Linked DNA regions of Homo sapiens: region 1 is linked to region 2. Evidence: chromatin contacts called from ENCODE Hi-C or POLR2A ChIA-PET data. All regions are on one chromosome and are shown on one strand. Each heading gives the region's core, a stretch centred on a gene start or an enhancer-like site at or near the end of the contact. The rest is flanking DNA. Distances are from core to core; before and after follow the strand shown. Region 1 overlaps LOC105374308 (a long non-coding RNA gene). Region 2 has its middle 96 kb from the start of DLG1.

The links. Hi-C counts contacts between places; a loop is a spot of excess contacts on that map. ChIA-PET counts read pairs that join two places held with the same protein, here RNA polymerase II (POLR2A). Pooled maps may share reads with other maps.
Region 1: a loop to region 2 is called in a map of cardiac septum, with 3 times the contacts of the local background. The contact joins two enhancer-like sites. A Hi-C loop is called at or near these places in 3 of 168 maps with a recorded cell type or tissue (PC-3, Right ventricle myocardium inferior and cardiac septum) and 10 of 50 pooled maps. POLR2A ChIA-PET finds 5 or more read pairs at or near these places in 7 of 52 experiments (AG04449, AG04450, GM12878 and 4 more).

What each region holds. Positions count from the first base shown.
Region 1 is chr3:197,426,791-197,429,893 of GRCh38, reverse strand. The region is part of intron 3 of LOC105374308 (a long non-coding RNA gene); the gene reads left to right. Among named protein-coding and RNA genes, the nearest start is that of LINC02012, 81 kb to the left of the region's middle. Within about 2 kb of position 1,598, at least 8 of the 41 ENCODE cell types and tissues checked have a DNase peak (open chromatin) inside an H3K27ac peak, as active enhancers do.
Region 2 is chr3:197,393,426-197,396,225 of GRCh38, reverse strand. No RefSeq gene overlaps it. Among named protein-coding and RNA genes, the nearest start is that of DLG1, 96 kb to the right of the region's middle. RefSeq lists enhancers at 991-1,040, 1,234-1,528, 1,051-1,930, 848-2,047, 1,655-2,156 and 1 more. Within about 2 kb of position 1,490, at least 13 of the 41 ENCODE cell types and tissues checked have a DNase peak (open chromatin) inside an H3K27ac peak, as active enhancers do.

The DNA of each region.
Region 1 (3,103 bases), core at 349-2,848, 34 kb before region 2:
ACTCTTGGTGTCTCCTTTCAGGACTAGGTGGGGAGTCTCTGGGGACTGAGGCACTTCCAGCCCTCGAATAAGTATTCCCAGGAAATGTACCTTCACCCCCAAGTCCTAAGCAGATCCCAGCATGTCCAGGCAAAAGTAGGGAGTCGTATTGAGAACAAATGAACAAATGGATGAGGCTGTGACCTGAATTGATGCCACACACCTTGCAGCTTCTTCCCGCCTCCCTCAGCTCCCCGATATCTCAGACTCAGAGTTTAGGGGGAGCTTCTGATGCTCTGGATGGGGACTATTACTTGGGTGGGAGGGAAGGGAAGGTTTACTGATAACATAAACATGATCCTAGCAACTTGTAGATGTTAACTAAAACCTGTGCACAGAAGATCAGAGAATTTCTCTTTTGAAGGCTGAAGGGAAGAGAGAGCAAGTTTGTCTCCTCTGCTGCCAGAACAGAGCGGGGCACCCTGAGTTTATCCCATCTTTGTCCTGGTCTGTTCCTATTGACAAGAGAGGCTCCAGGTCTCACCCCCTATCCCCCAGGTAGGAGGGTAAGCCCACTGCACTGGGGTTTCTAATTTCGGGGGTAATCCCTTCCTTCCATGCCAGGCAGGAGGGTGGGGAGACCCCTCTATCCAAGTCTTTGATCTGGGTTGGAGCAAAAGAGAAGGACTTCTATAAAACTGTCAGGGAGATGGGAAGGGGGCTTGAAAGAGAGGTTGTAAATGGGCAGTTCACCTTTGATCACCCGCCCCAGATCCTTTTTATAGCCCAGGATTATGGGTTTAGAAGTGCGCTTCGTGTGTCCCCGAAGGAATCGTGTGACTTAAGAACATTGTTCTTAAAGTTCTTACATTGTTCTGAAAGTTCAGAGAGACTGCACACAAAGGACTTTCGTTTTCATTAAAAAAGGAGAAAGAAAAAAGAAAAAGAAAACATCAGCTCAAATCATGCAGCGATCCCTAAGTTAGTAATAAACTGGAAACCCAGTCTGTTTCTTTCCATGTAATAGGATACTTTCTGGCCTGGTAATTCCACTAAAATCTATTAAATGATGAAGGTACAAGATATATTTTTATTCCCCATTCCCCTGCCCTCCAGACAAAAGAAGGAATTTGCTGTCTATTATTGCTAGATTTTTATTTCCTGCTGTTAAAACGTCAGAGAAACAGAAGCTTAATTGTCTGAGTTTTGTCACTTGGGTATAAAGAGATGTTAGAGCTGACTGCTAATTTCCAATTTGTTTAATGTGTGTGGTCAAATACTTCGCAGACAAACTGATTCATCATGGCTGTATCTCTGTGTGTTTCCACACGTCTCTATCCCCTCCCACCTCCATCACCACTCAAAGAGAAGGAAAGTTTGCAATCTGTTGTTCATCTTAAACTCTGCTCAGTCTTTTGCTGGGAAATATAAACAGCTTCCCGCCAGTGTTGAGGGAAAGTTTGTGATTTAGGAGAAGCAAGCGTCTTTTCAATGTGGCTGGTTGTAGCCACCGCCCTTCTCCTTGCTCAGTGAGCCCTGCTCTCTCAAGCAGCATAGCTGTGAACAGCCCTGTCCCCAAGCCGCACTAGTTGCCACACCCTGGGAACGCCCCTTTTCCTGCCACAGCCCTGGCTTCCCCTGCGTGTGCATCAGCTGGAAGGCTAAGTCAGATCTCTGTGAAGCTGGAAAGCTTGCCTGGCATCTGTCACATTTCAGCTGCCACCCAGGCCCATTCCAAGCCCACTGGAGTCACGTGGAGCAATCTCTTCCTTGTCTAATAAGCACCTTTGTTCTATGATTCTTGGTACCTACCTCCTTCTCCAGCATCTTTGGCCCTCACTAAGGTGGAAGCAGAATCCACTACTCCCTTAGCCAACATTGAGCCATGGGGCCCAGAGAGTGGGTCGGCAGCAGGTCTAGCCCAATTACAGAATTACCCAGTCCATCATTGTCTCCGAGTGGGGACAACCAGCATCTGCTGGACAGTTAGGACATTCTTTCTTGCGGTGAGATGGCGACAGAACTAAATTCCTGCACAAGTCACCGACAGCCATATGCGAGGGTCCCAGGGCTGGGAAAGTGGACAGCAACCTCTTGAGAACTGGAGGGCCCATTTAAACTTACAGCAGGTTCCTGGAGGCTGATACTGACAGCAAGGGATGGGGCCCTGCTCACAGGAGCTGATCAGGGGAGTCCTCGTAAAGACAAATATTGAAGACTTGAGATTTTTTTCCATTACAGAATCATTGTCTCGTTTTTCCTGTCCTTGGCTACACACTATCATACACATATACCACAAGTTCATCTTTCTCTGTGATTATCAACAAGCACCAGAGATTTTCTTCCATTCTCTGCCTAGCGGTGCACAGCCTCCCAGGGGACAAATCACAAGGAAATTAGTGAACTCCAGGTGTTTGCATATGTATTTAAATATTCAATGCCTGGGTGTTTATGATTCCAAAATATCTGGTTGGGGTAGTTAAAACCTCAGGCAATTTGAGACAAATGAGTCTAAGTATTCATGTATTTATCGCTCATCTAACAAATAAATACCGAGTGTCTTGCATGAGCCAGGAAGTATCCAGGGAACAAGACACAGACCATCGCTGTTTGTTGATGCATAGATAAGCCCTTGGTGGATTAATCAGACCTCTCACATGCTAGCTGTTGCTCTGGCTTTTTAAAGAGCCTCCTTCTGTGTCCTCGGATCTGTGTCAGCTATCTCCGGCAGTCCGCTCGTGTCTGGCACACATGCACTCTGAGCTGCTTGGAAATAGGGCATCATCTCCACTCACTCTCATCTTGATGGGATCTGTGTGCGTGTTGTAACTTTACATTCTTTCTGCAGAGGTTGCTCATCATCTTAAGACTGTGGCTGGAAAAGAAGGTTCCAGAATGGCAGGCTCTCAAAGGGCTGGTGGTGGTGAATGACAGTGGGAAGGCCAGTGGGCCCAGTCCTGTGGGAAAGAGAATGGGAGGATATATTAGAAAAACAGACTTCTAGCTGGGCATGGTGGCTCACACCTGTAATCCCAGCACTTGGGAGGTTGAGGCGGGTGGATTGCCTGAGGTGAGGAGTTTGAGACCAGCCTGGTCAACATAGTGAACACCTCTCTCTACTAAA
Region 2 (2,800 bases), core at 241-2,740:
CGCGCCCGGCCTCACCTTCATCCTACATTAAGTTGGGACTGAATCTGAGCTCTCTATTCTGTTCTGGTGATCTATTTTTATGGTTTTTAAACTACTGTTTTTATTATGATGGCTTTTTAATATGTCTTTTTTTGTTGTTGTTGAGACAGGTTCCCACTCTGTCACCCAGGCTGGGGAGTGCAGTGGTGCAGCCACGGCTCACTGCAGCCCCAACCTCCTGGGCTCAAGAAATCCTCCCGTCTAAGTCTCCTGAGTTGCTTGGACTTACAGGCACGTGCCACCGTGACCAGCTAATTATTTTTTTCTATTTTTTGTAGAGATGGGGTCTCACTGTGTTGCCCAGGTTGGTCTTGAACTTCTGGCCTCAAGTGATCCTCCTGCCTCAGCCTCCCCAGGTGCTGGGATTCCAGGCGTGAGCCACCGCACCTGGCTATAATATGTCTTTCTATCAGATAGAGTAAAAGCTCCTCTTTACTCTCCTATTTTATTTTATTTTATTTTTTTGAGACAGGGTTTCACTCCTGTCCCCCATGCTGGAGTGCAATGGCACGAGAAGCTCACTGCAACCTCTGTACTCCTGGCTCAAGCAATTCTCCTGCCTCAGCCTCCCAAGTAGCTGGGACCACAGGTGCATGCCACTGTGCCTGGCTAACTTTTTTTTTTTTTTTTGGTAGAGATGGAGTTTTGCCATGTTGCCCAAGCTGGTCTCGAACTCCTGAGCTCAAGTGATCCGCCCACCTTGGCCTCCCAAAGTGCTGGGATTACAGGCATGAGCCACTGCGCCCAGCCCACTCTCCTTTTTTAAAGGTTGCCTTAGCTGTGGTTCTTTGTGTCTAACCCGAGTGTCTTCCTTTGTCCTGTACTGCCATAGTTTTTAGAGTAAGTTTAGCTCAAGTGCTTTGGACTTTATCTGCGGGCTTTGTCTGGGTCAGAAGCCCTTGTTTCAGCTGGCAGCCGTGGGCCTGAATGCTGACTTGTGTTCTTGGCAGTGAGCACACAGAAGCACAGGGAGAAACTTCAGGAAGAAGTGAAGCCAAGAGATGCTATCTGGCCTGCACTGGACACTTGGAAGCCCTGGCAATTCTCTGCACAGTAGAATCCAGTCTGATCCAAGAGAAACAGTGAATGGCACACAGATTTTAATGAGCCTGGGAACCTAATCGGAGGCTGTAATGAATGAGATTTCATGCGGCCCTGCCAAGGAGAGCACTCTCTCTGGATCTGTGGTCACTTGGCCCCTGCTCCCGAGGACTGCGAGGGCCTGTCAAAAGCTTAGCTCATTGCCACCTGCATCTCCATTCCTTCCGCAGCTCTTCTCATCCTGTTCCCAAAACCTCAGCTTTCAGGCATGTAGCATTTTCATTCCGTGATAATGAGGAGACTGTGAGCAGGCCATGGTTAGTCATCTGTGGTGTGAAGATGACGGGTGCTCCAGCTCAGGAGGTGCGTGCGGGTTCAGACACGTCAGTGCTGTGGCTAAAGACAGAAGCTGGTGAGGGGGAACGAGGTGACTCATCACCGAAACCTTGAGAACCAGGTTCAAGGAGAGGGCCTAGGCTTTCCAAATGCAGAATCTGCTTTCTTTGGTGGTGCTGAGGCTCCACCCAGGCCCGGTGGGTGCCATTAACTTCTGTTCTCTCCTCACCGAGGAACTTAACGTCAAGACAATCAGCTCCCGTGCCATCCGAACAGCTCTCCGAGCACCGGCCCATTCCGCCGTGGGCTTCCAGCTGCTTGCGCCTCCCCCTTCTCCATGCCGTTCTCATCCTCTCCTGCCGTGGCATGCTCAGGTTCCTTCTTTCTGTTTCTTCAAGGCTCTTACTTCTTTCTCAGTTAGTAGTTTTTAAAAATAGACCTTTTTTCTTTGAGACGGAGTTTCACTCTTGTGGCCCAGGTTGGAGTGCAGTGGCGCAACCTCAGCTCACTGCAAGCTCCGCCGCCCAGGTTCAAGCGATTCTGTTGCCTCAGCCTCCTGAGTAGCTCGGATTACAGGTGCCCATCACCATGCCCAGCTAATTTTTTGTATTTTTAGTAGAGATGGGTTTCACCATGTTGGCCAGGCTGGTCTTGAACTCCTGACCTCAGGTGATCCGCCTCCTCGGCCTCCCAAAGTGCTGGGATTACAGGTGTGAGCCACCACGCCCAGCCAAGAATATATATTTTTGATTGACTTGTGTGGATGGTGTTTCTTCCGCCAAGTGACTCTACAAAATGCTGGTTGTTGGCTTCCCACATTTACCTCAAGAGTGGTAAACAAGTCTGATTACTTGGTAATGTGGCTCTCTCTGCCTATCCTGAGTGTCTGTCCCCATCCTGCACACATGCTGGCTGCCACACTGGTACAAGGAGGCCCGTGTCATCTGCTCCCTTTGGAGAAGAGTCACATCTTGATTGGGGCCCCAGCAGCCTGGGCAGTACCCTTGTTTGACCTGTCTCTCTGCTGAACCCCAGAAGGCCTTATTGCCTTGCCTCTCTGCACCAACGCAACAGGCCACATAGAATCACTCCAGGGGAGAGGCTTTAATCTCAGCATCATTCTCCTCTTTCTTTTGCTCCAGGCAAATGTCGGGAGATAAAGAAGTGTACCAACTACCCTTCTGTTTCCTTTAGCTCATCTTTAAATGTACTGGCTGGCATCAGAGCCTCTAGAGGCTGCTTCAGAGACCAGCCACTGTGTCTTAAACAAGAGCAGGCAGAAGGCCTTGGAGTGGACTTTTGGGATTTTTATGCTGAAGGATATAGGGGACTTTATCCAGTGTTATCCTGCCTGGAGTCAGGGTGGATACGAAAGGGACTGGGA